Regions from separate parts of the Homo sapiens genome. Here region 2 is linked to region 1. A link is a loop called in an ENCODE intact Hi-C map of the cell type or tissue named here. Cell type or tissue: OCI-LY7. All regions are shown on one strand. Links, peaks and the distances in the headings refer to the core of each region. The heading gives the core; the rest is flanking DNA.

What was found. Peaks named below come from ENCODE experiments on the same cell type or tissue, not always from the same donor. Only the 100,000 strongest peaks of a DNase experiment are listed, where the experiment ranks them.
Region 2: a loop joins it to region 1, with 6 times the contacts of the local background. A loop is called at or near these places in 5 of 110 quality-filtered maps.

The regions. Positions count from the first base shown.
Region 1 is chr6:210,136-225,884 of GRCh38, forward strand. No RefSeq gene overlaps it. Among named protein-coding and RNA genes, the nearest start is that of LINC03066, 13 kb to the left of the region's middle. RefSeq lists enhancers at 1-136, 5,592-5,751, 6,824-7,063, 7,934-7,983, 8,804-8,853 and 3 more. In OCI-LY7, for the core only: CTCF peaks have their summits at 7,121 (motif pointing right), 7,334 and 8,087; DNase peaks (open chromatin) are centred at 5,636, 7,116, 8,326, 9,056 and 2 weaker places; H3K4me3 peaks cover 2,362 bases; H3K27ac peaks cover 3,146 bases.
Region 2 is chr6:357,390-373,138 of GRCh38, forward strand. No RefSeq gene overlaps it. Among named protein-coding and RNA genes, the nearest start is that of IRF4, 26 kb to the right of the region's middle. RefSeq lists a silencer at 3,704-3,896 and enhancers at 3,752-4,251, 15,147-15,396. In OCI-LY7, for the core only: a CTCF peak has its summit at 8,561; DNase peaks (open chromatin) are centred at 4,262, 7,662, 8,692, 9,096 and 2 weaker places; H3K4me3 peaks cover 3,511 bases; H3K27ac peaks cover 5,925 bases.

The DNA.
Region 1 (15,749 bases), core at 2,473-10,472:
AGGTCTCCCTGGTTCCTGAGGTTTGTTTCATGCTGGGTTCCTTATACTCCAGATGTCGGGAGGGACCCTCAGGGGCCGAGGTGCCCACACCTGTGCTCCCTGCATGACAGACTTCCTGGGGTCTTGGCTCCCAGTCTGTCCTCATCCTCTACACACACCCAAATGTGGAAGTCACCCCCAGCTTGAGTGAATCCCACACCCTCAGACCATTGGCCATGATATTACGTGTGTTGCAAAATATCAAGGATTCAGCTGAGAGGCTCTCGCAGTGGACGGCTCAGAGGCCGAGTCACACACTGCCCAGGCTTTCCCTGGGGGGCCCTGGCCCGGGGGCCCCCTGCCTTAAGATGCCCTTCCTCTCCTCCCTCAGTCTCCCACTGTCTTCAACTCGGGCCCTCACTCTGCTTATCATAGACCCCAAAATGCCTCTGCTCAAACAAATGGCTTGACCTGTTAGCGATATAGAAAAGTGAGCGGATCCTTTGAACATGTTCGTTTCTCCTTTTCTCCACCCACCCTGCGCCGTTTCCCATTTCTCTAAGTGCCTGGAATGTGTGGAGAGTCTCCTGATGATATGATGCCAGCTGTGCCCAGCTCCCTGGAACACAACATAGGGAATTAACCAGTGTGTTCCTCTTTCCTCCGTTAGTGAAAATGAGTACTATTTAATAATGCAGTGACACAGGATTTGTTGCTGTTGCAGCACTTGCATGGCCATGCTCACCTTCACACCACGCGGAGGCCAAAGGCATTGTTCCCTCAGCTGCGGCCCTCTCCCCTCAGCAGCCCTGGCCATTCCACCATGGTGTAGTCCTCCTGCCCTTCTCCATCCTTCTGAATCCCATTCTGCCAGCTCCAGGGCTGCACGCCCTCTGGAATGACCACCCGCAGCTAGCCCAAGCTGCTCCTGCTGTTTATTTTCTTTGCACTTTGTTTAATTATTTCCCACATCTTGGTCCTCTCTCCTTGATTTCAGATGGATTGCTGAAGACAGAGTGTATTTGTGGCTCCGCTCAGGCTGTACACAGACAGGGGCACTCAGCATCCGTGGGTCGTATTTCATTCTAGGGCCAGGAGCGCGGGCTACTGCGTCAGTGGGAAAGACGTGGAGATGAGTTCATATTTACCTATTTCATGGTGAAATCTGCAAGGTCCCTAAGGCAATGGCTTTCTTGAATGGTGACAGCAACTGATGAGTCTGAAAAATCTTTGTGTCTCACTTAGGATTTTTGCACAGCTGGTTTCATAATTCAGTTATTTTGATACAAAAGCGTTCTGCTCTAATTAGTAAAAAAAGACCAGGCGATAGTGTTTGCCTCTTGTTAGGTGGCTGCCCCATCCATGCCTTTCATTTCTGGAGTAGGTGCCCAGGAAATGTTTACTGAGTTGCACCAGTGAATGAACTCATGATGCCGGGATTAGAAGGGGAAGCCCTTGGAGCCTCCTTCTGCCCCAGTTCTCAGCGTCCCTGGTGTTCAGTAAGTATTAGCTGGTCAGTGGAGTGCTGTGAATCTTTCCTCCTCTGGTCTGTTGTTCAGGTGATGGGAGTTTTGCAGACTACAGTGGGGTGCGGGGGGGTTCAGGAATCGGGTGCAGGGGCAGTTATTGTTTCCAGCTGGGTGAACTCCCCGTGGAGAATAGTCAGGGAAACCCTCGCCAGACAGTCTAGCAGATCGAAAGGCTCTTAGCTCTTCAGGAACCCTGTTAGTGGGCAGGGGGCTGGGGGGCAGCACTCCAACAGGAGGGTCCTGTGCTGCCTCTCCTGCATGGCAGTGCCGCTGCTTTACCCCTAAACACTTCTGCACATACTTCCCAAACAAGGACATTCTCCTGCATAACTAACTCCAATACCATTTCACACCAGAGGGCTTTGTGTGCGGCTGTTTTTGGCACAGGAGTCCATCTTCGTGCCAAGCTACATGCCCCTCCCCATTCGGGCAGCTCTAGGCAGGCAGCACTCATTGTCTGTGTGGCTGGACAGAGAGCTGGGACTCCCTAAATCTCTGGGTTCCCAAGAGACAGACCTTCAATGCTCTGAGCACCAATGATGTGGCTGGTTTCCCAGTGAGCTACAGTTTTCTGCCTTCCAAAAAACAGTGATTTAAAGAATGGGTGAATAAGATAATGTAAAATGGTGCAGCCACTGTGGTGAAGAGTATGGCAGTTCCTCAAAAAAGGAAACAGAATGACTGTAGGGTCCAGCAGTTCCACTTCTGGGCATCACACAAAGAATGGGAAGCACAGTCTCAGAGAGATACTTGCACTCCTGTCTTCACGGCAGCTCTGTTCACAATAGCCGAGAGGCGGAAGCAGCCGAGCACCCACCAACAGACGAATGGATCAACATTACGTGGTCTGTGCACACAACGGCCATCATTCAGCCTTCAGGATGGGGACATCCTTACACGTCGATGAACCTGGAGGACATTTGCTCAGTGAAATAAACCAGTCACCAAAGAGCAAACACTGTATCATTTCTATATGAGGTTCCTAGAGGACTCAAATCCAGAGAGACAGAAAGAAAACTGAAGATTTCCAGGGGCTGGGTGGATTGGGGAGTGGGGAGTCGGTACTTCATGGGGACAGAGTTTCAGTGTGGGAAGAGGAAAACATTCCAGAGATGGATGGTGGCGATGGCTACACAATCAGGTGAATGTAATTAATGCCACCGAATTGATAAAAATGGTTAAAATGGTAAATTTTATGTCGTGTATTTTACCACAATTTTTTTTTTGAGACAGTTTCACTCTTGTTGCCCAGGCTGGAGTGCAATGGCGCGATCTTGGCTCACTGCAACCTCTGCCTCCCAGGTTCAAGTGATTCTCCTGCCTCAGCCTCCCAGGTAGGTAGCTGGGATTACAGGCGCCTGCTACCACGCTTGGCTAATTTTTTGTATTTTTAGTAGAGATGGGGTTTCACCATGTTGGCCAAGCTGATCTTGAACTCCTGACCTCGGGTGATCCACCCACCTTGGCCTCCCAAAGTGCTGAGATTACAGGCTTGAGCCATCGCATCCAGCCCCACAATTTTCTCAAAAGAACAATATGTGTGGAGAGGATTGCAAATTCATTTAATAATGACACTTAATGTTTTCATAGTATGTTTCCCCTAAAAATCTCAAGTGTTTCATCTCATGTCACCCACCAATCTCTGCTTGAACTAAGCTATCTACAAACATGAGAAGCAGCTTCCTATGGGGAAAAGAATATAAGAAAAAAATTGTGTCTCTGTCATGTCGTACCCACATTACTTAGCCTCTCTGAGCTTGTGTCTTCACAGAGAATATGGCATCTTATGCTCAGGCATCAGATGAGCAAAGCCCTCTCTCACTCCCGTCCTGCACACGCCTTGCACACACTTCCACACAGGCATCAGATGAGCAAAGCCCTCTCTCACTCCCGTCCTGCACACACCTTGCACACACTTCCTACTTGTCAGAGTCTTTTTAGTTTTCTCACACATTATTTCAGAGTAACTTAGCAATAATAGCACTTACAGGCCAATTATATTTGTTTCTTCTGGATTCACTTTATTCTGACCAAGTAGACTGTCATAAACAGATATAGACAGAAGACAGGGAAATACTGGGTAGAAGCGGGCGGTTCCCTGGCAAAGGCCCCAGCCTCAAACCTGGAAACCTGCAGCCTTACACGAGAATGAGCATTCTCGTTTTCATGCCCAAAAGTTGCCTTCTGGCCCACCATGGCCCCCATCCTGTACCCATATAAACCCCAACCCACAAGTTCCACTAGCAGTCAAGGAGATGAACTGAAGAGCAGAAGATCAGCAGAATGGCTCAGCAGAAAGAAGACAAGGGGCATCTGAATGTCGAGGGGTGTTCGACTGGGGATAGTAAGAGAGGAGATCAGCCGATGATGGCCAAATTCCAGGGTAAGATAATCTTCCCACTCCCTCCTCCTTCCAGCTCCCCATCCATCCCAGTGAAAGCCGCCTCTACCACCCAATAAAATCCCTGCATTCATCCTTCAAGTCCGTGTGTGACCTGATTCTTCCTGGACATGGGACAAGGACCTGGGTATTAAGGGGGCACTGAGCTGGTTAACACTTAAGCCGTCTGTGGATGGCAAAGCTAAAAGAGTGCACTGTAACACACGCCCACTTGGGCTTCAGGAGCCTCAGGCACACACTCCTGGATGCTTCCATGGGACTGGAGCCCAGGGGTGTTCACCCCAGCTCTTGCACCAGCCCATCTGCGTGCTCCCCCTCCCATAAGGCTTTTGAGCAGGTGCCGCATGAACAGACAAGCCACACCGCTTTTGCTTGTCCTGCAAGGGGTCTCAGGGAACTCTCCTGTTTCAACATCATCTAGCAAAATAAGTCAAATCAACAGGTTTCCTCCAGAGTCCTCATGGAAGTCCTCAGTGGCAGAGCAGCCCACGTGCAAGTGCCTCAGATGCACCGGCCTCTTGGCCATCCTCATTGTCCTCAGCTCACCTGTGCTGAGGGGGACTCTGGGGAGAGAGGTGGAGAGGGACTCAGTCTTGAGGAAGGTTGGCTAGGGGCCAAGAAGGGAGAAGGTGAATAGGAAGGTCCATGGAAGGACTGGGCAGTGGGACTCATGGAGTAGTGAGGGTTGACATCCTCTTTTCACACTGCAATCCTCGCATGATGCCCTCCAGCCTGAAGAGGTGCATTAATCATGCGGACTTAATTTGAGCTGTGCCGAAGGAACAAAGGGAAAGGTGAGGAACAAGGCCTACTGGGCACCATGGCAATATGGGGGAAGGCTGGCAGCCAGGGCCAGGACACGGGATAGGAACTGCCAGAAGACATGCGAAGACCCACTGCAGGCCTAGGGATGGGGTCTCAGGTGGACTGATTCACCTCTGTGGCCCCAACATCTCTTAAAGTGCTCAGGAGAGAGATCCAAACCATCTTCAATAATTTTAAGTCCTCAAGCCACCTCCAAACACATACACCAGTAGCAACGTGGCCTTGGGAAAAGGACCCCACTGGTCCAAGTGTCAGTTTGCTCACCTGCAAAACGGGAATGAAGATAGTATCTCCCTCCTGGGTGATGCTGTGAGGACTAAATGAGATTATGTTTCAAAGAGTTAAACGCAGCACGGACACTCAGGAAGGTCTCACTGAATAAAGGTCAGTTTTTATGAAGCCACGGGTGATGGTCAAGACTCATGGTATGCGCTGCCGGAGAAGATGAACAATTAGTCAAATTAGGAAAACAACTGATTGGCCAAACAAGGGGACACAGGTCAGCCCAGGCAGTTATTTAAATTATGTAGATCAGAAAGAAGCCTGGCTGTTCGCTTGACTTCTCAGTTTTTTAGTCTGCAGTGGCAGGTTTGGCAGACCACTGGTCTCGGGAGATTGTTGTAGCATCAGGAAGAGCATGCAGTGTCCCCTCTGCCAAGACCAATCTTGGCCAACAGTGGGAATAAGAAGTGATGACCAGTGCCTGGTTTACTGGCGGGCTGCCATGAAAGAAGGATCCTCCCAGCAATCATTGCAATTCCCCAAAGTGCAAACTTGGTCAAGTAGCCAGAAGGTGTGAAAGGCACCTTTGCTTGCCAGCCTGTGGCAGCCAGCTTAGATCTCACTATGAGCTTCTGCTGTGGCACAGGCTGGCAGGCTGCTCCTGTACTGACTCAAGGAACCATGACGACCTTCTGACTCACCGGCACCTCTTCCTGCTGCTTCTCTGTACAACGAGTCCCCCTCCCCAAGAGCTAACCCATGATAAAGATCACAACCAACAGTTGTTAAACGTGTACTAGGTGTCAGGCAACTACTAGGTGCCAAGGTGTTATTTCATCATCACGAGAGCCCTGTGAAGTGTGTGCACTTATTATACCCTCGCTCTGCAGGAGGAGCCCGGAGTGCCACTGGGTAAATGGCCCGAGACCACAGTTTCTAGGTAGCAGCTAACGTGCAAACCCAAACTTGTGGCTCCCAAGTCCCCATTCTTAACAGCTGGACAATGGAGAATGAACAGCTCTCAGCCCACATAATGTAGTGTTAGGATCAATATCGTAGTTAATAGATTAAATAAGGGCCCATCTGGTATGATTTGAAAGGCAGCTAATGTCTGTTTATTTAAAACAAACAAGCAACAACTACTAAAATACAGTCCATATTTTCTGAAACTCCTGTATAGCTCATTTCTTTTCTTTTTTTTTGAGACAGAGTCTCGCTCTTGTCGCCCAGGCTGGAGTGCAGTGGCGTGATCTTGGCTCACTGCAACCTCTGCCTCCGGGGTTGAAGCGATTCTCCTGCCTCAGCCTTGCAAGTAGCTGGGATTAGAGGTGCCCGCCACCATGCCCGACTAATTTTGTATTTTTAGTAGAGACGGGGTTTCACCATGTTGACCAGGCTGGTCTTGAACTCCTGACCTCAGGTGATCTGCCTGTCTCGGCCTCCCAAAGTGTTGGGATTATAGTCATAAGCCACCACGCCCAGCCAGCTCATTTCTTTAGATTAAGATCTGAAGACTCTATGCAAATGTTACCTGCTAGGGAAGGAAACTGTGCTTATTAAATATGTTCTACTGCTGGGGAACTGTGCTGGGCCTCCCTGGTCATTCTGAAGCACGTAAAAGTCTGAGAGCCACTGCCCTGGGGGCGTCTTCATGCTGCCGGCTTCAACTACCTTGTATGGATGCCCCAGAAGTCTCTGTTCTGTTTCCTGAGCTCTACATTTTAAAATACTTTCAGACATGCTATATGCTTAAATGTATATTTTATATAGATATATATTACATATATATTTATATATTTTTGGTACTTTTTTTCCCTGAGATAGACTCATTATCCGCGTAGTTTGACAATGTCTTCGCCTAGCTATTCCTCTGGCTCTTGGCAAAACCTGAAAATCAAACTTGTCTTGTCTTATCCTAACCAGGCCGTCTTCTGACTTCTCTGTTTTAGTCCGTGTCTGCACCATTTTCTCCAACACCCAAACTGGAAAACTCCCGTCATCTGGGGTTCTCCCTTCAGCTGTGCTCTCCATGTCCAGGTAGTTGTTGAATGATGTAGATCCTGTCTTTGGAAGGTCCCTTGGTTCCACCCTGTGGTTTCATCCTTGTTCGAGCTCTGCTACCAGCAACCATCCTTCCCATCCCTCCCACCACCACCAGGGGGCTCGGCCAATGGCCTGTGCTGATGGCGCCTGCCTGGGCGCCAGCCTCCCTCCACCTACATGCCCTTCACCGCTCTGGTCACGCCCTTCCCCTGAACAGGTAGGGCTCATCCACAGAATGCCTCTAACCTACCCCACGTCTTCTCCCAGCCACGTGGGCCAGATGCTGTTTCCCAGGCAAGCCTGAGTCTTCCTGTCCTCACCGCAGCCCATGAAGTTCTCTCCTTCCTTTCCACATAAACACCCTTCATTTGTCCTCTTCAGGACCTCCCAGAGGCTCACATTCACCAGAGCCTTGGCCAGTTACTCTTAAACAGCTCTGTGCCAGGTCTAAGAGCAGGCTTGGGGACGGGGCACCTGAGCCTGAACCTGAACCCTCCACTTAGGAGCTGGGTGGTTACAGAGACGTCAGCTCTGAAAGAGGGTTGGGCTGCACTGAGGGGAGGATCTGGAATGGTGGGAATCAGGCTGACATGGATCCAGATGAACATGTATTTGAAATTTGGCACTGCCCATGGCTAGCTGCATGGCCATGGTCAAAGTCACCAGGCTGTAATTTGATTTTCTCATCTGCAAAAAGTGGGAGCGATAATGGCTCTCTTGGAGGACGGTTGTGAGGGTTGGAATGAAATGTCGAGCGTGTGGTGCAGACGCCTCCACAGCGGCAGTGCTCCCCAGGCTCTGAAGCATGGAACCCACGGGCTGTGCTTACCTCGTCAGTCCCTCGGACCCCCTGAATGTGTTTGCAGACATTTGCCATGCTTTCTCTGGGTTCAAGATTGTGTTCTCCAAGACTAAGTTGTGAGTTCCCTGCCACAGGGACTGTTTCTAACTTATCTTTGTAGAGCCTAGTGCACTGCCCAGCACACACAAACAGCTCAGGAGATGTTGGATGTAGTTAAATTCAAGGAGAAAAGAGGCACCCCAGGCAGGTGTGAAGCGTGGGAGGGGTGCCTTTGGAGGCCCTGCTGGGGAGGCCCCGGGGACAGCCAGGGGGCAGACTGAGAACAGCCAGGCCTGAGGGACCAGACCAGCTGGTGATCGGGGGTTTTTAGAATTTGCCAACCTCTTGACTGGCCTGGTTGGGCTAGATGCTGAGAGGCTGTGAGCTTCCCTGTGGTGGGGGTCCTGAGGCAGCAGGGCCTGCAGCCAGCCCGCTGGAGTTCAAATTCAGGCCCCGCCCCTCGCTAGCTCCCTAGGCCTGGGCTTACTTACCCATGCAGCTAAGTGAGGGTGACGTGACTCGCTCCACTGAGCCTTGGAGATGACGCCGTCTCTGTTCATTGCCTGCCGTGAAGCTTCTCGTCTTGGAAGGTCATGACTGAGAGGTTTCAGGGGAAATGTTTGAAGGGCAGGATTAGCCTAATCTTGAATCCCTTAGGAACTCCACCATATTACATTACCTCTTTGGTTACAGGAAACCCCCCTCAGGGCCCCTGTCCTCCCAAGGGCTATTAATGCAGATACCAACTACTGGAAGTGATATGCTCCAGAGGAGGCTGGTGACCACCTGCATTCAGGTCCCTGTGGACTGGAGGGACAGCAAGAGGTCACGGCTGGGCCGTGCTACTCAGAGTCCCGCACAAGCCAAGTCATCCCACAGCCACCGTGTTGTTGCCCAAGTGAACACCTGAAGGGAGCCTCAGCCGGGGCTTGTCCGACTCCAAAATCCATCCTCTGTCCCCGAGGCCAGGCTGACTCAAAGATGGAGGGGACCTCGTTGTCTCAGTTCTCAGGAAGCTCGAAGGCTAATCTGTTTTCGCAGAAGAAATGAACTCACCAATTGACATGATCAGAAGGAAGAATGACCCAAAATTCAAATCTAAAAAGCCCCAAATTCCTTACTAATAGACTGCCTCTCACCAGCTTCTATTAAGTGAGAAAACATCTTTTCCCCCCACTGTTTTTTCTCCCTTCTGAAAAGAGGAACAGAGCAAAGACCTGAAAAAAAATCTCTCCACATAGCTGTTGCCCAGCCACCTGTACTTTGGAGAAAGAGCAGAAATGGGTACGAAAGGCTCCTGCTGTCTAATTAAGGCTGGAATTCACATCACAGAAGCAGAGCTGGAGCCAAGGGAGCTGTGCAGGGACTTCTAGATCCCACCATGCACAGTAGGTGTGTGGGCTCCCAGGCAGGGGCACCGGATCTCCTGAGGGAAAGGGCCCCTCCAGCACCAGCTTGCATGCTGGAGGGAGGAGCTGCAAAGGGCCTGGAGAGGCCACGGCTTCTCCTTGGCAGGGTGGGCCCAAAATTTGGTACTGATCTGTTGGCTTCAGATATAGTTAATGTGTGACATCAACACTTAGCATTGAAGGGGCTTAATATCCCCACCGTAGCACCCAGTTATATCCCAGCAGGTTTAATCTGCAAGAAATGACCAGACTGGAAGAAACAGGGCAGCCCATCATAGAACACCAGCGCTGGAGGCACCTTGGAGAGGTAGTTGGTCCTACCCACCTCATTTTGCAGGTGGAGACTGAGCCCCAGAGACGTGAAGCAACATGCCTAGGGTCACACAGCAACAGCACACAGTAGGACCAGGCCAAATTCTCTTGCTCCATCACTTTGGGAACAGTGCAGCACAGCACCAGCAGGAAGTGAGGAGCTCCTGTGTGGACCCCGAGCAGCCCTGCAGATATGGTTATCTCCAGAGTCACGGCCCTCACAACCCTCTCCCCAGCTTCTGAGTCTGTCCCTTCTTAGCCTGGAGTAGTGAGATGGATGCACCGGCATCTTTGACAGCCACGGTTGTTCCGATTCATGTCCCCCCGCCTGCACCCCCGCTCGCTTCCCGCTTCCCGCTTCTGTCCTGCCCACACAGAATGGGGAACTGGAGCCGGGGCCAGGGGCTGAGCCGCTGTGTGAGCCCGAGTGATGAGTCAGCGTTCATTGAGCAAACGGAGAGAGGCAGAATGAATGAGTAAATGGTCTGTATTTTCTTTGCTACAATTTAATGTCCTAATATATAAAAGTGTGTGAGATTTTAAAAATATGAACACCAGAAAAAATTATCTCACATATCTGCACTTCTCTAATCATATATAATCTTTTCATGAATTTGGGTTGCATTTTATATCCTTAAATATTATATTGTACATTGATTCATATAGGTCCTGTATTTTTGTTACAGTTATTCCTAAGTATTTTCCCCAATTTTTTTAAATATTTCAAACTCACAAAAAAGATAAAAGAATAGTACAAAGAACCGCTGTTTGACCTTCACTGTAGATTGATGAATTATTAACATTGGCCGTATTTGCACTCTCTCTGCCCCTCTCTCTTTGTTTTAGAAACCACTTGAAAGTAAGTTGCACAGGCCATATTTAAAAATTTCTGGATGTTTCCTAACAACAAGGACATTCTCCTACAAAACCACAATATTATAATCACACCCAGGAACTTTAACGTAAGTTTTAAAATATAGTTTAAAACGGCTTTAATATATAGTTTAAAATAGTTTTAAATATAGTTTGATTCAGAGCAGAATGTGTTGAAGTTTAAAATACAGTTTGATTCAGAGCAGAATGTGTTGAGAGAAACTGAATGCACGTAGCTCAGTTCCAGTTGCTGAAGAAATTCAGCCTTCCCCTTCTCTAGCCTGCTTGACTTGAATCAGCAGTCTTGAGTTTGCATTATTGCAAGTCCTAGGCTCTGCCGTCCCCCAGCCCCTCACCTCGGTGCTCTGCAAATGCTGAATTTCTACGCTGTAGGCACCTAGACCCTTAAGAAACAAGCCCAAGCCAAGCTACCTGCTTTCTCGTCTCTGAGGCCAGCCTCTGGCCTCCCCAGGCAATGTCATGACATTAGACTAACTTTGGAGAAGTCTGGGAACTGAAGGGAAGCGAGACAATTCTTGTCACTCTGAAAAATATATATAGCTTATTATATTTCACGGAAGCCTTTTGTTTTGAACTCAAACGCAAAGCAGACAGTGGTGCAGGCATATTTTACACATGAGTGCTGTGCACGGATCTGCTCTATCTCCCCTCCCCGTGTGCCATTTCTAACTTCATGGGTGCGAGTCATGCTCCTTGTTTCCTGTAAGTGACCCCACGAGCTCCACTTAGCTCGTTGTGTGAAACTACAGCTGAGCAGTAAGGAGAGGAGGAGTGATACCACAAGAAGAGAAAAAGCAGCTTGCCCAGACGGCTGACCATGAAAATGGCCACGAACATGAAACAAGGACCGTTCATTAAGAAAAAGAGACTAGCAACTTTAAAAAAATTAAACAAAGTTGCCAAAGACATGAAGAAGTCATATGTCGCCACCTCTAGATTACTGCTATTCAAAGATTACTCCTGTCTGTGAACTTCCATAAAAAGACAGCCATGGTGAATTCAGAAACCACAATACCCTGCCTTTAAGAATTGGGGTGCTCAAATGGGATTAAGGTGCATTTGAGAGTGGACCCTGCAGTCAACAGAGAGCTTTGATGTTTGTGGTATCAAAGTCCTCAATTTCAGTTATTTAAATGCAAAGAGTGGCATCTGGGGAGAGAACACAGTTTCTGATAAGAAACCTATTGGTTTTTTTCCGAAACTGGTAAAATTGTAAAGGGTTTGTAATTCCCAGAGCCGAAAGAGGTATATTCTACGAAAGGAAGTGAAGTTTGTGGTTCTGTATTTATAAGATGACTAACAATAACAAGAAAAAATGAATGGACTGCACATGCACTTTGACAATGCGAAACTTCTATTCTGGCTTGTTAATAATTGTTTTTCTTTGTCTCAAAAGAAAAAAATGCAAGTGAGATAAAAGAAAAACTTCAGCCAAATTAAATGAAAGGGACTTTAATTGATCAATGAACGATTCATGAATCAGCCAGCCTTCTGAGCCAGAGTAGGCTCAGAGACTCCAGCGCAGCCACATGGAGGAAGATTTATGGATAGAAAAAGGAAAGTGACGTATAGAAAATGGAAGTGAGGTGCAGAAACAGCTGGATGGGGTACAGCTCGGCGTTTGTGGTATTTGAACATCGTTTGCGTTATTTGAACATGATTCAAACAGTTGGCTGCGTTTTATTGGCCCAAACTGAGTGATTGGCGCAAGAGCAGTATACAGTTCATTTACACCTCCGCTTGTTATAGTTCATGATATACCGAAAAACCTTCAGGCTAAACTTAAAATATGTAAGGAGGCAGCTTAGTCTAAACCTGATTTAACAACTGTAAAGATGGACGGTTGGAATCAGCACAAACTACTGCAAAGTATATTTTATAATGGCCAGAAAGAAAGCATTCCATTTTTCAGTAGAGAATCAAAGTTTTAAGAGCTTTTAAACCTAATGGATCTGTGGAGAGTAAAAATCTAGGTAGCTGCATTATCACAATGATTAAATGGACATTGGCTGCAGGAAGAGTGTGTTTGTGAGATTCTCTTTGCGCGTGTGAACAATCAATATCTTTTTCCTTTTGCTGACAGTGGAAAATATCATAATGATACATCCAATTACATACTTTTCTATCTCTTACTCTTTAATGTATTTGCCTGAAATCACATGTTTGGCTTTCCACATCCGCATGTGGGTCTGGGAGTAGAAATTCTGAGACGGCTTCACATAAGGAGGCTTCTTCCCTCCCACCCTCTCACGGACAAATCAATCAAATATCTGCAGCTTGACAACTTTAGCTCTAAAAGGGGGCACTTTTTTATCTTGTACCTTTTCTTATAAATTTTGGGATATAATTTATTTTTGGTAAAAAAAAAACTTCAGAAAGTGGTTTAGTTGAAAGCACCTTAGGCTTTCTTATTAAGAATTAAGCTGCCCATGCTATTCATACTTGTAGTTTAATTCCTCACTTATTGTTGTAATTGCAATTGGATTTTGCAACAACAGCAACAAAAGCCTCCCTGGCAAGTTCCTGGTGATTCTGGGGAAGAGGGCTTGAGCCTGAGCTGCTCTAACCTCTCCTTCAGTCCTCAGCTCCCTGCGGTCTCTCTATAGAGATATGAGACACCCCATTCCCAGTACAAGCCACTTTTCCAGCTTCACACACACGCCCTCTTGGATATGCTCCCTGTGACGGGCAACCGTTCTACTGGAAGTAATTCTGAAAAAAGCCTCTGAACCCATGAGGCCCACGTGGGGCTTACCTGGCATTCAACTGTGTTCTCCTACATGTCACCATGTCCTGTCTCCACGACTCATGTTTGATCCTCGCGGGGGCATCAGAGCTTCCTCAGCACCTAGCAAGGCCATCTGTATATGCAGTGGTGATCCCCATTTCAATGTAAATTACGACCACTCTCCACCACTGCTACCCAGGATGTTTCCCAGACTCCTTAGGTGTGTGAGGTGCAGAATCAACCAACTGGAAAGAAACACTCTTAGCCACTTTAATACTCCTCCTCCCTCTTTCTAAATTTCCTAAACCAGTTGAAAATGGGCACCTTTTCTGAGAAGCACAAGCTGTCTCTTGCCCCTTTTACAAATGTCAGTCATGTGTTGCTTAAGGACAAGGATACCTTCTGAGAAATGGGTCCTCAGGCAATTTGCTGTTGTGTGAGCATCGCAGAGTGAACTTCCACACACCCGCGTGCTATGAGCTGCTTTACACCTGGCGATATGAGACAGCCTGTCGTGCCAGGCTGAGACCTGCATGTCACTGCGCTGAGTGCTGTCGGCAATTATGACACAGTGGCGTGTGTGTATCTAAACAGAGAAAAGGTGCCGTGAAAGAACAATACGAAAGATGAACAACAGTACCTGTGCAAGGCACTTACCATGAGTGGAGCTTGCAGGACTGGCAGCTGCTCTTGTGAGTCAGTGGGTGAGTCGGGAGTGAATGTGAAGACCTAGGACATCACTATGACTACTGCAGACTTTATAAACACTGCACACGTAGGCCACACTCTCTCTCTCTACATATAAAGTATATATATGTGTGTGTGTATATATATATAATTGTGCTAAGACGTTGAGGTGGCTACAATGTCATCACATGATAGGAATTTTTCAGCTCCCTTATACTCTTACAGGACAACCATAGTATACGCTGTCTGTGGTTGGAAATGTTGTTGTGTGGCACATGACCGTATGGAAGAACAGAGAAGACCATTCAGAGCTTCATCGGAGGCAGTGGTGACCGCAGGACCCCTGCATCTGCTTCAGCCCAACCAGACATCCCTGACCCTGCCCAGCAGACCCTGACCTCCGCCACAGATAACCTGGGAGCCTGTGGGCACGGTCAGCAGGGGGCGTGGAGTCTGAGGCACATGACTCTCATGCGCCAGCCCAGTGGTGCCCGCACCTCATTCTTAGAATTTCCTGGAAGTGGCTTTGCTCTGAATGCCTGCGCTGGCATCACAGAAACAAAAGTTTCTTCCCTGGAAGGGATGGGAGCAGCAGGGGCTGGTGGAGGAGCTGCCACTGTTTTGGTCACAGAACCACGCGTTCTCCAGGTGAAAGGTAAAGCTTCAACTCTGCACAGTAATCCAGGGAAGCATCTTCTTCAACGGGACGCGAGCCGCTTTCTCCTGTCGCTGTGGGTTTCATTTGTGGCGACGTCTCTGCAACATCCATTTTTCCCTGAGTTTCTTTCTGGCCGTAGCATGCACCTTCGGGGGCTACGAAGTTCTGATGCTCAGGTACTACAGGAGATCCATTGAACTGAATCTCTGGAAGTGGGGCCCAGGCCTCTCCTTTTCAGAAGCTCAGTGTGTGCTTCTGATGTACAGCCAGAGTTTAGAGCCATCAGGCTCACCCAGTCACGGTGATACCAACTCTCCAACCAGTGACTGTTCTTGGAACATGCAGATCACTCTATTCTAGACGTGAGGCATGAGGAGAAGCCTGCAGGAAGCTTCTGGAAAGGAGTTCATCACTCCTAAGGGGAAGATAGTACCTCTCTGTCTTGTCCAGATGTGACACCTGGCAGAGCTGCCTGGAAGACACCAGTGCCCCAGGCGCCAGGTGTGTAGAGTCACAACCCTGCGTGCCGTGTCTGGAGTCTGCCCTGGCTCTGGGCTTCCTGTGGTAGGTGATGACACAATGCCTCACTCCCTAACCCTGCTTGAGGCTTGGGTGTGAGTTATTTGTAGAGAAAAACATTCTTACTCATTCCTGGGCCTGTTCCTTCTGTACCTATAGGGAAAGAGCGGAGGAACCAGGTTCCCGGTCCAGGCCCCACTTCCTGTTACGCCCTTTAGCTGATTTCCTCTGTTCCTCGCCAGATTCTAGAAGGTTTGCGAACTCTGCTCATGCAAAGTCTGGCTGCGGGGGCAGTGGAGTTGCTGGAAATCAGACTCGAATGCCACACTGCTTCAGGAAACCGAGGTGCTTTCCTCCGTGTACAGCCAGTGTGCTCCTTAGGTCTCTGCATCAGCCTGTGAGGGGGATGAGATCACCGTCCTGTTTCAGAAGAGGAAGGCGAGGCCCGGAGAGGGCGCAGGGTGCCCTGTGGCTGTGGCCACCCGGGAAGGGGCTGTGACGCCCTCGTGGTGCAGGGATGAGGGACGCTGCCTGCCTTTGCTGTCGAGCAGAGGTCTCACCCCTGCTTTGTGAGTTTCTGAGTTTCTGAGTGACCTCAGCAAAGCAGCTCAGCCTTTGAGCTCAGCTTTCTCATAGGAAAACGGGGTTGAAAAATCTTCCCCACATTTATTATGCAAAAGCAACCGACGGAGGAGCGCCTGC
Region 2 (15,749 bases), core at 4,015-12,014, 150 kb after region 1:
CCTTGCCAGGCCCTCCCGTCACCGTGACCCTCCGGCTCCCAGGACCACCAGGAGCACAGGTTGGGGCAGAGGTGGTATCAGCAGATGAGAGTCTTGAAGTGGCTGGGGCCAGGCGGGCCTGGCTGAGGTTCAGTTGGGTCCTGATTCTCTGGAATACCTTGGGGAAGTCCCCGAGGAGGCAACACACTCATGTGGGGAACTTTTCCCCTCCACTGCCATGAAAAAAACTCCCTAGAAGGGATGAGGGGTGCAGACAGCACCCTGGCTGGTGGCATTTGATGTGTCTGGGAAGGCCCCTTCTATCCCCAAAGACCTCCCATTAGATGGCAGGGTGGTCAACCTGAGCACGGCCAACAGCCATTGGGCGCTGATGCATGGCGAGAACTGGCAGAGGACCTTTTCTTTTGAAATCACGTCCTCACCACCATCTTGTGAGATAGGTTTTACTATGATCCTCGCTTTCAGATGAAGACACTGAACTCTAGTCTGACAGCCAGGAGGCAGCCAGGTCAGGACTGGAATGCAAGCAGCCTGACCCCAGTCACAGGCAAGGTGCGCCTACAGTCACCCCAGTGCCTTTGAGGGGGAATCACGAGAGGAGGGTGAAACCCACGCAGTGCCAGCAATCACGTGCCACTGTGTTGAAGTTCTTCCCTGAGGATGGGCGTGCATTCGATTAGAGGCCTTGTAGAGTGTGGGAAGGTAGGGAGTGGCAGAGATTCACTTCTTGCTTCTTGCAACCAAAGGGTTGCAGCAGGACAACCACGCACGCCTCTGCCCGGACCTTTCTGCCTTAGCCTGCAGTAACTGGCTGGGCACTGGGTGTCCTGGGCCCTGGGTTGCCCCCCGCAGGAATATAGAGTTGCCTGTGTGTGCAGTGGTGGGTGCTTTCTGTTCTCGATGCTCCATCTCTGTGAAAGATGAGCTCTGCATGTCCCACAAGGTATCTTCAGAAGCACAGAGATTTGCTGTGCTTGTCCAAGAAAGCACCCTATGTGTTCAGAGTGGCCGAGACGGGACCTCTCCCACAGCCTGGCACCAGGTCCTGGCAGGAAGCAGCCCAGTCTGAAGAACTCAGACAAAGAGAGGCTCATCAAGACCAGGCAAGAGAAGCAGCAGTGGGTGTCAGAGCAACCAGACTGGCAGGAGCTCCCTCCAACCCCTGAGGCTGAGGGGCAGGGCTGGGCAATGGTAGCACCTGAGCCCATTAGGACCTGGACCCTGGAGGGAGCCGGCAGGCCCTGGGCAAGGCAGGCTTTAAGAAGTGCAGCGAGGAAGAGTCTGTGTGGGGTGGCCTGGGTGGTGGGCACGGAGCCGGGTGGTTGCCTTTCACACAGGCAGCCCTGGCCCTCAGCCATGGGTGGGGCTGGCACCTCAGTGATTGGATGGAGGAAGTGCTACCAGCTTCTGAGAAGCATCTGAGTGTCAACAAGCTGACACTAAAAGGGGGTCTGAGTGGGGAGTCTCTGCTCTCCTACACAATGTGCTCCAGAAATGTGCTATTCGGAGCTTTGCCTGTGACCCCCTGCTTCGGAAGCATTCCTGCCCATGTGCCCCACTGATCTCTGCTTTTCCTGGCAGCCTGTCTGGAGAACCGACCCCTCCCAGGGAAGGTCATCTGTGTTATGGGCGTGGGAGCATCTGCTATGAACTGTGTCCTCGTAAGAGACCCCCATGAAGAGGGGGTGGCCTCATCTGCGGCCCCATTGGCCGCTGTGCCCACAGCCCACAGTGAGAGCAAGGTTGGCACCACACAGATTGCCATGAGGGAAAGGAATATTTAATCTGGGCAGCCTCTGTTCGGAGGAGGTGGGGAGAGAAGGCAGTCACTCTGGAATATTCCATGAACAGAGTGGAGCCTCGAAGCCTGGAGCGCAGGCAGGGAGGTGCACCGGGCGGAGAGGCCCACAGGGGCTGCTCGGTGGGGGGGGGTACCCTGGGCGAGGAGGGGGGTCTGGGAAGAGGGGTGAGGGCACCGGGGCATGAATGGCCTGCAGGTAAAGGCCCAGAACTGGCATGGCCTTGGCATCACACTTGCAAACGCTGAGGACCTATCCTGGGGAGACCAGAGACTAGAAGGCAAGAAGGGCTGGTTTCCAGGTGCCTGCCCAGGAAGCTCCTGTGCTGTGGGCTGTGGGCGGCTGTGGAAGGCCCTGGGGCTTGATTTAGGCCTGGGGATGCTGGGCTGGCGGCTGCGAGGGAAGAGCAGTCAGGAGCAGGAACCACTGCCTGGACTGGACGCCTCAGGGACCTCTCCATGGAAGAATTGAACAAATGAGGTGACAATGTGGGGGCCATCGCCATCATCTCCTTGTGACTGGCTGCGGTGGCTTGGGTTCTCCAGAAGCAGAAGCAGCATTAGGGGTGCAGACGGCACACTGGGGGGTTTACACCTGTGACAAGAGGAGGAGGCCGCTGGGTCCTCCAACTACAGCTCGGTCCCACCTCCTCTCCACCAGCCCCATGGGCGCTGCCAGCAGGGACTGCCCTTCTGAGGAGCCAGGGTTGGGGAAGGGTGCAGAGATGCCCGGCCCTGTGCCCCAACCTCACCTGGGTGTGACCAGAGTAGCACGTACCTCCAGAAGAGGCTGGAGCTCAGGGGCACCCACCATGCTCCCAAACTACCTCTACAAAAACGAACAAAAAACTGCAGTGCACCTCTGTTGAGCGATATGATCTGATTGAAATATTTGTCACGCAGCACGCCCTCTTTCTGTGCCAAGAATCGCCACGTGCATGTCCCTTTTTTACTGTAATATTTATTTTATTTTCTTGGTTTTTTTTAACTGGTATGATAAATATAAAATTCAATAAAAGAAAAGCTTTACTGCATGCGTTTTTTCTATCCCTTATTTTATCCCATGGTTATTAATGATTGTCATATAGAAGGGTGTCATTAATCGGATTTCCCTGACACCTGACACACTTGCCAACTGGTTCCATTTCATTTTTTCTACAGAAACAGAAGTGAAAAGGTCTTGAAAATTATCTGACTTTTCACAGCTTCTTTCATTCTTTCTAGTCCTTTCTTCAAAGATAACTGAAGGTGACTGGTGATTGTTGAGGACTCTGGATGAGAAAGCTGCTTTGTTTTTCCTGAGTGTGTTCTGTGGGTATCCCTCCCGCTAAGAGACTCAGCGTAGGAAAGTCTGCGTCTCACAGGAGGCCGATAGAGGCGGAAGCTTCCCTGTTTCTCTTTGTCAAAGAAACCCCTTTAGGGTGTCTTTAAATTACCATTTCCCCAAGTGCATTTCAGAGTCAGATTTATAATAACATAATAATTTATGTAGATACAGCTTGTTAAGACTACTTCTACTGCCAAAAAAAAATTAAAAAATCACAGAACACCTCTATTTGATTATGTGATCTAATTTAAATATTTGTGAATGTTTGATGAGGCCCAGTCATGCAAATGCCTCTTACTGTACTGAGAATCACCATGTACAGTTTCTCTAAGGTGGGGCTCCCGCCTTCCTGCCAGGAGACCTTAAGCTTCTTGAGAGCAGGGCCTGGGGCTTTTCTGCCACTTAGAAGGGACTGGTACGCAGTAGGTGCTGGGTCACCTTCCACGCGGACCCTCGGACCCTTGTCAAATCACTGGGCATGTCTCTGCTCCTCCCTCCCTTTGCCTGTTGTCAGAGCCTCACTGTGGCCTTGCTTGTTTCAGGAAGTTGCTGCACCCCGCGAGCCAGCAAGGACAGCTGCGGGGGCCCCAGCTCATCCCTCAGAGCTGCGGATACAAAGTCTGTGTATCCTTCACAGAAAGAGCGCAGTCTTGGAGCTGCGTGTGCACCTCGCTGTTACTAGCATGCTGGCCGAGTGCCTGGCTGAGCGGTCTGCCTGGGAGCAAAACTCCTGCTCCCCGAGTCCTCACTCACCCCACCTTTAGAAATACGCTCAGCCCTTCCTTGCCCTTCGCATGCTGTGGAATAGGCAGGGCCAGCTTTAGTCCACCTGGAGCTTCGTAAGCTTCTCCGTGTGTTGACATCATTTGTTTCTGGGACTTTCTGTTAAAAAGAAAGTTTTAGGAATTGAGTGTTAGCCTCTTAAGCTTTCTTTTTTGCTTCCTTAAGCTTAAAAAAATCATCCTGTCACGTTCATTCCCTTTTTCTGCATTGAAATCAGATCATCAAAATTACTGTTGGCCCCACTGTGCCTCCAGCTGTGTGCGTACCCCCACCCAGCTGATGCCACGTACCCACCTGAGAGGGTGGGGGCTGCACTTGGAGGCGAGGGAAGCCTGGTGTCAAGCTCATTTGTCTCCACCTGCGTGAACTGCTCCTGCAGCTCCAGCCTCTAGCTTCGTCCACCTTCTGGTTTGGGTTTTTAAACTATTGTCTCTTTCTGAGCCTATCATTGACCTGATTCTTGTCACCTTTCACTCAGATCCATGCACTTACTATCTGATAGCCTTGTTCTATTTCCTAGATTTTTTCTTCCACTGCCTTTCTCTCAATGTACGCTCATTTCTTGGAAGAGTTTGATGTTGACTGTTTGCTGTGAAACTAGCTCTGAACAAAGTTCACTGTGGCAATTGAAACAGTTGTTTAAAGCAACTTTTCTTTGAAAGATGCACAGCTTCTGATACCGGCCTCCCGCACTGCTATAAAATGCCCAGGTTAACACTGAACAACGTGAGCCACTGGACTGACCACCACGTCCCCGCTGCGGACTCCCGGCCTAGACTTCACAGTGCCTTTGTGAACGCTTCAGGGCCACACGTGGCATTCAGGTTTCCAAATCTGTTTTAGTTTGCAACATCTTTTATGTAGTTTCTTAGGGAAAAAAAAAAAGATTCTCTAGATTTTCTGTCCAATAGTTTCTTTCTGAGATTACAAAAAAAAAAATGTATTGTTCCTTCATCTATGTCAGAATCCAGAAAACTACTTTTATTTGGCCAATTCTAGAACGCTTTCAAAATGTTTTCCGCTACAGAGCACTTTCACAAAAATTAACTCTTTTTCGCAACAAACCTATAAAATAACTAGCGCACATTTAGCTCTGAGCAGCGGAGGCTCATCTAGCACTGCGGCCTGACTCTGGGTCCAAGGCTCTTTGCCCTAGACCGCATTGGAACCCAGGGTCAAGGAGCTCTTCAAGTAAGCAAAACAAAGTCCTTTCAGAATAACTTAGAAGCAAAGGTCGAGATAGCCTAAGCAGATGACATAATTAATTTGAAATGGATTTGTTTATAAGTTAATAAAAAAAGACGACAAGTGGAGGGGACCACAGTTACCTAATCCACAAGACAGTGTTGTCACCACACAATACAGTCATGCAGGAAAATGGTTTTCCGTGAGGGTGTGCCTTGAGGCTATAGGACTTGGAAGTCATCTTTGAGGCTCGTAGTAGGCATGAACTGGCGGTGTGTGGGATCCCACTGAGGAAGTCTGGACACACAGCTGGGCGCCATCTTGATGAGATGGCAGTGAGTAGACATGGATTTGTCCAGGAGAGACATTGCGGAAGAGGCAAAGACAATTCCAAAGTCTCCCAAATTCTTGGAAGATTCAAGAAAGACAAAGCTACCAAAAAGAAACAAGAGGCCCCCAGAAGCTTCCTGGGAGGGCAGATGAGGCTAGTGGCCCAAGCACTGAGCAAGCAGGGAGGAGGAAATTTGACCTGGGTGACTGCCTGGGAGCAGGCGCAGATGCTCCAACAGAAGGGCGTGCTCTGGGGAGCACTTGAGGTGGACAGAGGGCGCCGCTTCATCCATAGTTGGACAGACCAAGCACTGAATTATGTATTCTAAGAAATGCAATTCTGAACCAGTGACTGCTATTCAGTCTAATACAAATCATCAAACACAAATGAATATACTTCTAAGGCGGTACAGCCAATGTCCTCTTGCCCCAGAGGTAAGAATCGTTTTGCCCCAAAACTTTTACAAAAAAAAAAGAAAAGCTTGCAAGTCCTTGGAAAAGAATGATCTTCAAAAGAAAAATTTCAATCGGAAAAGAAGCAATGGGGCGATTAAAAAGTGGCTGTGACAACCACCCGTTTAAAGAGACAGTGATTCAGTGGAATGGTGGGCGTCCTCCTGACTTTCTGAGCCAGACTGAACTGACTCGGCACACCACCACCACCCTCTTCGACGTCTACCAGCTTCAGACTCAAAGGTTAGGAAGCAGAAAACCCACCGCCCTCTTCGACGTCTACCAGCTTCAGACTCAAAGGTTAGGAAGCAGAAAACCATGACATTCTTCGGAAGTAAAAAACAACTTGAGATTTGGGAAATTCGCCTGACTGGCATCACTTGGGTGGTGAAGATTTTCTTTTGTCCCAGATGTATACTTTTTGATCTGATAATAGCACTAGACAAATGTTCACGTGTGGAAAGAAAACTTCTCAAAACGACCTCTGAAGCTTATATTTATTTATCTATTTGCCAAAAGGAAGCAGGCGAGATTTAAGGTAAAAACAAACAAACTGTGGCTTCTGCAGCGACATCACCTTTTGCTTATTTGCGTATTTTATGAGACCCTTGTTCTTAGTGTGGTTGTTGCCCAAATCTCACTCAAGGAGACCTCACCGTAAAATCCCCGACGTGCATTTCACAGAATAGACACTGCTGTCCTGTGACGCTTCAGAGCCTGCTGGTCAACAAAAACCAGAGAGAACGTTCTACACGCCGTTTTCTAGGAAACGAGTGGGATCTGATCAGGTGGATCCTGACCTCGCGCTTGGCATGATTTGTGACTTTGGTGGCTCTCCCTGCAGTGTTGTCAAACGCTGCTGGGTGCGTCCCCTGCCTCACTGGCCCTTCTGCTCAGGCTCAGTGCAGCCTCTCCCGTCCACAGTTTCCCAGTCCTTAGAGTAGGGGCAGGATTTCTCAGAGTTTTCTCTTCTGTAACATACCAGATGGAGAGTCATTAAAAGATAGAAGTGTCTTTTTGATGTGTGGCCTTTGGGAGAAATTAGAATCATGAAAACTATTTCCGCTCTTCATTGTCGCTGCGACAACATGTCTCGAAAATGATAGAATTTTCTGTTATCACCTTTCTTTATCCAAAACTTTGCCAGATTGGCGTCCCAGGATAATTTATCCCAAAACCCCAGTTTCTACGCATTTCTCGTGGTGCTTGGCTCCACAGAGCTACAGATTCCTGAAACGGCACAGGTTGCCTCCTGACTCAGGGCTGAGTGTTACAGCCACGTTCATATTTAGAACATGGCAGGAAAGGCCTCCAGTAGTGGACAGACACCCATCTCGTGGCTCTCAGACAGGTCATGAACCCCCTGAAAATCTCTAGGTCTCTAAAAGAGTGGATATTTTTTACAGTAAATTAACAGCAGCTGAATTCTCCAAGAAGACATGGGTTACCCCATTTACACTAAGAGTCCTCAGAATGTCTTTGAATAGCAACAGCAGCTGTTCTGTAATGCAAACCAAAGGACAGAGAAACTTTTTTTTTTTTTTTTTTTTTTTTTTTTTTACTATGGTAGAGTTTTGAGTGGGCAATGGGGAATTCTGGGCGTCTGAGTGGTTTCAAGCCTTTTTCCTCTTTAAATAGCAGGTCACACTGGGCATGTTTCATTGCTGATACCAATTGTTTTATATCCTAACAGGCAACACAGACTGCCTTACAAGACACACCCGTGCTGACCCCCGGCCCCACCCCTGGCCGTGTTGAACTTGGGTGACCATGCATACACATTATTTTCCACAGAAAGATACACACCAGAGCTCATTAGACAGCCCATTGGGTTGCATCAGGTGCTAACAGACACTGCAGCTGTCTGACCAGCAAAAATATTGTGGGCTTGCCGTAACGGTCATTTGGCTAGCTAGAATGTGGGGAATCTGATCTCTCTGTTTTTAGGAGATTATTTCCCATAGTTAAAGGAAGTCACTGGGATTGGTTTTAACTCCTATTTTGATTTTCTTCTCCTACAAAACACCATCCTCTCCTAATTTTTTTCATGCTTTTTGAAAACAGCTTTATTGAGGTAAGATTCACATACCATAAAATTCACCTGAGGTCGGGAGTTCGAGACCAGCCTGACCAACATGGAGAAACCCCATCTCTACTAAAAATACAAAATTAGCTGGGTGTGGTGGCATGCATCTGTAGTCCCAGCCACTCGGGAGGCTGAGGCAGAAGAATTGCTTGAACCCGGGAGGCAGAGTTTGCAGTGAGCCGAGATCAAGCCATCGCACTCCAGCCTGGGTGACAAGAGCAAAACTCCACCTCAAAAAAAAAAAAAAAAAAAAAAATTCACTCGCCTACAGTGTACAAGGATTTTTAGTAAACCTACTGCAGTGTGCAGCCATCTCCATCATCTGGTTTCAGAATATTTTCATTGCCCCAGTAAGATCCCGCTGCCTATATGCAGTGAATACAGTGAATTCCCATTCCCACTCCCCATATTGACAACCACCAATCTGCTTTTTGTCTCTATCAGTTTGCCTTCTTAGGACATTTCATATAAAAAGAATCACGCCATCCTTCATGTCTGGCTTTCTTCACCCGGCATAAAGTTTTTGAGCTTCTGCCCCCTGGGGCACGTCTGGGTGGATCTTTCCTTTTGATTGAACAGCCCGGTTTCTTTTTTATTGGAGTGCAGGACTGATCACTAGTGAGTTGGTTCTCACAGTGGTTCTCCACCGGGGCTGACTGCCCCCTGGGGACATTTGTCTGGAGACATTTTTGGCTGTCACACCTGGTGTGGGGGCTTCTCCTGACATCAAGAAGATAGGGGAAGGTGCTAAGCCCCCTACAAAGCACAGGGCAGCCTCCAGAGCTGGGAATTACCCGGCCCAAGTATCACGAGAGCCAAGGTGGAGGATCTTGTGTTAGACTTCACTGAATTTTCACTTACCACCTGGGTACCTGTCTAGAACCAAGTGGTGCTCGATGTAAACCTCCTTCCCTTTGAGAGTGCTGCATGCTACTGTACTGGAGTTTTTGTTTAGTTTTTACATATATTTGAAATACAAACTCTTTTGTGGAATTGATGACTTTTCTTACCATTTGGGTAAATTCTGGAATCTCCTAAAATATTATTGGTAGTATGCACTGTCCACGAGAGGAAGATGAGGAGAAAAAGAGTACAGCTCTCGTCTCCTCGTTGAGACACCACACGACCTGGTTTTAGCAACAGAAAAATAGCAAGTGGTTTGGCTGACGCAGGCTAAGATCCCATGAAGCCGCAGAAACGGGGGAAGCTTATAGTAAAGTCATCTAATAAAGTAAATCTAAGTTTATTCAGCAACAAGTTGCATTTCATTTGTTTTTGTGGTGTGAGGACCAGCGTTCCACATTCTCGTTATATTTTGCTAGTGCTGCTCCAGAATTTTGAATCTACTGTTATTCTTAATATGAAGGAATGAAGTTCACAGTGGGGTAGAGGTTAAAAGGAAACAGATCTAAAGAAACAAAACTGAAGAAGTTCTTATCATCCAGCATTTGGCACAGCATAAAATCCCTTTAGGAGCGAGAAGAAATCAGCCTGAATTAACATACTTTGTTTTATCTGAGACCAGGGACTCGCTGACTGCTTACTTCTTTTTCTCTGGGGTGGCTGAGATGCCAAGACATGAAATTCTATCTCTCAGTTCTTTGGAGCTCTGTGTGTTGGTGAATTAGAAACAAAGCACTCTGTTTGGAGCTTAATAACGTAAGAGGAGACTGCTGTGATGCGAGTCGGTAAACTGTAGTTGGCAGAGGGTACCTTTGGGGATTTGACAAATAAATGATGGCGGCATTTCAGCTGCTCAGGCAATCTCCTCTCCTGACCCCTCTTTTGCTCCAGTGGGCAAGTCTGCCTCGGCCCTGCGAGGAGGACATGGGGAGGCCATGGGACGCACTCCGGGGGCTCTGCTGCAGCCTTGGGTCCCTCCTCAACCCTCTTCTTTGTTTTGACACCAAGAATAACAGCACCAGAAATATATGGTGAGAGTAAACTGAGGGCAAAGCACACACAGAATGCATGCATGCATATGTGTGCACATGCACATACACACATGTACACACGACACATGCATCTACACGTGTGCATATGCACACACATACACAATACATGCAGATACACATATAGCATGTGCACATATGCACAGATACATTCACACATCCACATGTCTGAATGCTTGCATACACATACTATGTGTGTACACACACAATAACATGCATACACATATAGCATGTGCACACACAATACACGCATACCCACATGTGTGCATACACGTGCAGACAGACATACACGATGCATGCATACACATATACGACGTGCACATGTGTACATATACACAATGCATGCATACAGACATACACACACATACGATTCATGCACATACACATACAAAGTGTATGCACACTCATACAGGACTCACATACACACACACACATTCTTCAGCATTGTTGCAGGCACTTGGACACATTCTGTATTCATCACTGCCAGATCAATATTGTGTCCTGTGTTACAGAGGAGGAAGCTGATGCCAAAAGAGGTTAAATAATTTGCTCCGAGCCACATAGCAGGTAAGTAATAGAGCCTGGGTCGAAACCACGTTCTCTCCAAATCTGAACTGCAAAGAGAGAAGCAGCACAAAGGAAGTGTTGCCTTTAAAAAGATGTGCCTCCACACGCGGGTGTTCCAGCCCAGTCACCCCAGCACCACTGAGCACCATTCACCTCAACGAGGGCATGGAATTCTACCCGAATGTGAGGCACAGTAGTGTGATAATAGACTTAATCTCTCTCTCTCTTCCCCCCCGCGCCCCCAGAAAGAAGGAGATGTAAGAGAAGCCCCCTGCCCCCCAGCACGTGTTTCTCTAAACCATTCCAGGAATAAGTAGTTTGCTTTCCGGCTGTGGGAGGTGGTGGCGATGGGAGGGGTTCTGAATTCTCTGCGCACATCTCCTCTCTCCAGAGTCAGTGAGAGGATGAAGCTCTGAGAATCCCAGGGAGGAGAGTGGTTAGTGGTTGCTGTTACAGTCCCCTCAGGAGTGTGTCTGTTCTTCCCTGAAGGTGACATTCTGTCCCCCAGAAATGTTTGCGGCTGATGGAGGCCTGTGGACTCTCCAGGAGCAGGAAGCTCCCAGCTCTGTGAGAAGCTGTTACCTGTGAGAACTTGACGCCCCAGCTCTGCTCCCTGAACCCACAGGCTCCCTGGGCATAGCTGGGCTCACAGCCCCCAGGACTTCCCTTCTCTTTGTTTCTGTGATCGCGTTCTCATCCTTGGGTCTTTGGAGACATTTTATTTTGTAAATTCGAGGATTTCAACTGCTATTATTATAATTATTTTTTTTTAGGTGAAGTCTCGCTCTATTGCCAGGCTGGAGTGCTGTCGTGCGATCTCTGCTCACTGCAAGCTCCGACTCCCTGGCCCAAGCGATTCTCCTGCCTCAGCCTCCCGAGTAGCTGGGATTACAGGCAGGCACCACCACACCCACCTAACATTTGTATTTTTAGTAGAGAGGGGGTTTCACCATGTTGGCCAGGATGGTCTCGATCTCCTGACCTCGTGATCCACCTGCCTCAACCTCCCAAAGTGCTGGGATTACAGGCGTGAGGCACTGCGCCCGGCCATTACTATTATTTTTTAAATGGGGACTCTGGCACTCAGGAAATGTTTATCCCAACTTTGGAGACATACTATGACCTAGTGCGCAGCCAGGGAAAAGTGACATCAGCCCTAAAAACAGTGAAATTCCTCAGGCCACTCAGCCCTTGCCAGACGCTGGCTTCCTGCACGGCCGAGTGACTGGACTGCGAATCCATTCCACGCTTATTGACCACCTTCTCTACCAATGAACGCAAAGCATTTCATTTCTTCTTAATTTCAACAAATTTTAATGGACAAAAATTGTATATGTTTATGGCGTACAATATATTTTGAAAATACGTAAACATTGTAGAATAAGTACAAAGCATCCATTGTACAATTCAGTGAATATAATTAATAACAATGTATTGTATGCTTGCAAATTACTAAAATAGTGGACTTTAAGTACTCTCACCACTAAAATATAAGAATGTGTGGCAATGCATATGTTAATTAGCTTGATTTAACCATTGCATGAAGCATTTTGATGAGTTTTTTAACCCTCATCCTATTGTCCTTAGAAAGAAGAGGTGCTTTTCACGACTTCTGAAAGGAAAGGAGATATGTCTCATTTTTACTCCAGAGGTCAGGATGGCCACTAGAAGAAGGCAGCAGCTGCTGCCTCCTTCTCCCTGCCTGCCCACTCGCCAAGGATTTTTCAAGCCTCATGTCCTTCAGCATCAGGCTGAAGCTGCGAGTTCCATCCTCAGACTGCTGGGAAACTTGCTTAGGGTCACAGAGTTAGAAATGGCCTTGCCAGGTCGCAAACAGAGACCTGGTCCTGAAGCTGTCTGTGTGGTCCTGCCTGGCAGACCCCAGGTTTTCTGTGGCTTGCTGCCCTGTGAGGGCCCATGGAAGCCCTCCCCGGAGGGGCTGGTGGAGAGAGTTCTGAATTCCTGGGCTCTGGGATGTGAAGGGAGCGGACTGCAGGTGAGGGGCTGTCAGATTCCAAAATGCTGCCTGCATAAATGTTATTGAATGAGTGATTCATTCTGGGAGTGTGGGGTTTCGGTGACTCTGAGTCCCTGTCCTCCAAACATTTACACACTGCACCTCCATGTGGGCAGGGAGCATAGGTGCCCACCTCCCATTCCCTGAGATAGGGTTGATAGCACTGGCTAAGACCTTAGGGTGAAACACACGCCGGCATGGGGTGCAGCGTTGAGGACTGAAGACGGAAATCCATATTCAAATAGCCATTCTGAGGGTTTCTCTTGCAGAGGTGATTTCTGCTCAGATCTGGTCGGCACTTCATGGGTTTGGCCTGGACAGGCAGCCGACCAAACCTGTGCTGGGCTGGGGCCCAGCTCACCATTTTTTGGCTGGCTCTTTATTGTATTATATTTCTTTCAGTTTTGTTGCTGAAAGTTCTTTTGGGGGTTTTCTGCTTAAAACCAGAACCTGCAAATCCATGTAAGGGGGCTCCCTACAGTGGGCTGTGGCAGTGGCCGGGGAGGTTCCCTGCACACACTGCTGTGACTTCTGCTAATATGAGCACTACTAGCTGGCACTCTAGGCTTCAGCTCATTTCTAATATTCTAGATGCAAACACGTACAGACGGATGTTCTGACATATTATTTTGGAGACCCTTCTCGTGCTCTGCCTGCCCCGATGTAGGCTCTGAGGGGACCCTGGAGCCACCTTACCCTGCTGTACCCCAGAGCAGTGCTTGGCACAGGGTGGGCACTCTGCATATGCCTTTAGAGGGAGCAAGGCCGTTTGGGTTGAAATCACCTTCTCATGAACCCAAGGCTGACACAGTGGCAGGGAATAAGTACATGCGGAGTCACAGACTCATGGTTGGCTGTGCATCCGAGCCTGTCCTCTCCATGCTGGAGTTCCCAACAGGCCAGAAGGGCCTCAGAGGGGTGGCCCAGACCCCCTGGCACACTGCACCCATCGAGTGTGAACAACTTCGCTGTAGATTAACAAGTGTTATGGAGGGGGGCCAGGATCCGGTTTGGGGGTCCTCAGATATGCAAAGAGCTCACTGAAGAAAGAACTTTGATTATAGCTTCCCAAATGGGAGTTAATGACAAAGATACGGAGAAGTAGTAATAACAATAGTTACATGAGCAGTGCAGTAGCAGCGGCAGTAATAGTAGTGGTAGTAGCAGCAGTTGCAGTAGCTGTGGCAGGAGGAGTAGCAGCAGCAGCAGTTGCCGTAGCTGTGGCAGGAGGAGTAGCAGCAGCAGCAGTTGCCGTAGCTGTGGCAGGAGGAGTAGCAGCAGCAGCAGTTGCCGTAGCTGTGGCAGGAGGAGTAGCAGCAGCAGCAGTTGCCGTAGCTGTGGCAGGAGGAGTAGCAGCAGCAGCAGTTGCAGTAGCTGTGGCAGGAGTAGCAGCAGCAGCAGTTGCAGTAGCTGTGGCAGGAGGAGTAGCAGCATCAGCAGTTGCAGTAGCTGTGGCAGGAGGAGTAGCAGCATCAGCAGTTGCAGTAGCTGTGGCAGGAGGAGTAGCAGCATCAGCAGTTGCAGTAGCTGTGGCAGGAGTAGCAGCAGCAGCAGTTGCAGTAGCTGTGGCAGGAGTAGCAGCAGCAGCAGTTGCAGTAGCTGTGGCAGGAGTAGCAGCAGCAGCAGTTGCAGTAGCTGTGGCAGGAGGAGTAGCAGCATCAGCAGTTGCAGTAGCTGTGGCAGGAGGAGTAGCAGCATCAGCAGTTGCAGTAGCTGTGGCAGGAGGAGTAGCAGCAGTTGCAGTAGCTGTGGCAGGAGTAGCAGCAGCAGCTGTTGCAGTAGCTGTGGCAGGAGGAGTAGCAGCAGCAGCAGTTGCCGTAGCTGTGGCAGGAGGATTAGCAGCATCAGCAGTTGCAGTAGCTGTGGCAGGAGTAGCAGCATCAGTAGTTGCAGTAGCTGTGGCAGGAGGAGTAGCAGCAGCAGCAGTTGCAGTAGCTGTGGCAGGAGGAGTAGCAGCATCAGCAGTTGCAGTAGCTGTGGCAGGAGGAGTAGCAGCATCAGCAGTTGCAGTAGCTGTGGCAGGAGTAGCAGCATCAGTAGTTGCAGTAGCTGTGGCAGGAGGAGTAGCAGCAGCAGCAGTTGCAGTAGCTGTGGCAGGAGGAGTAGCAGCAGTTGCAGTAGCTGTGGCAGGAGGAGTAGCAGCAGTTGCAATAGCTGTGGCAGGAGGAGTAGCAGCATCAGCAGTTGCAGTAGCTGTGGCAGGAGGAGTAGCAGCATCAGCAGTTGCAGTAGCTGTGGCAGGAGGAGTAGCAGCATCAGCAGTTGCAGCAGCTGTGGCAGGAGTAGCAGCATCGGCAGTTGCAGCAGCTGTGGCAGGAGGAGTAGCAGCATCGGCAGTTGCAGCAGCTGTGGCAGGAGGAGTAGCAGCATCGGCAGTTGCAGCAGCTGTGGCAGGAGGAGTAGCAGCATCGGCAGTTGCAGCAGCTGTGGCAGGAGGAGTAGCAGCATCGGCAGTTGCAGTAGCTGTGGCAGGAGTAGCAGCATCGGCAGTTGCAGTAGCTGTGGCAGGAGTAGCAGCAGCGGCACTTGCAGCAGCTGTGGCAGGAGTAGCAGCAGCAGCAGTTGCAGTGCAGGAGTAGCAGCAGCTTAGGTAGCAGTCGCAGTGCAACAGCCGCAGCAGCATCAGAGCCTCGGCAGCCGCAGCAGCAGTAGTAGTAATAATAGTAACAGTAGCAGCCACCGTTTTTTGAGCACCTCCTATGTGGCAGACACTGTAGCAGGTATTAGTTCATTTAATACTAGCAGGAGCCCTGTTGAACACTCTTCATGGCTTCCTTTCCCCCATGGCGTCTGAGCCCCCTTCACTGGCCTCACAGGATCCCCTGGCCACGGCGCCTGCCCGCTGCTCAGCCCTCCTCTGGCCACATGCCCCACCGGCACGCAGCCTGCATCCTCCTTTCACTTCCTCAAAGGCGCCATGCCCTCTCCCCTCTGCACTTTCCACCCCGACCCCACTGGCCTGTCTCCCTCCCCTCCATGGACCTCAGGTTAAGTCATGCCTGGTGAAAGCTCCTGGAGCTCAGACATGCTGGTTCCCCGGTACTGTCATTGCGGCTCAGTCCTTTATCTCCCCGTCCAGAAAAGACGGATGTGCTGGAGAAAGGACAGGGCCCATGGAGGGCCACCAGTGCCACCTGAGGTAGTGCCCAAGGCAAGAGCTGGAGCAAGCTGAGAAAAAAAGATGTAGTATTACGTTCTAACCCACAGAGCAAAATAAACACCCACAAGCCCAGACTGATACAGAAAATGCA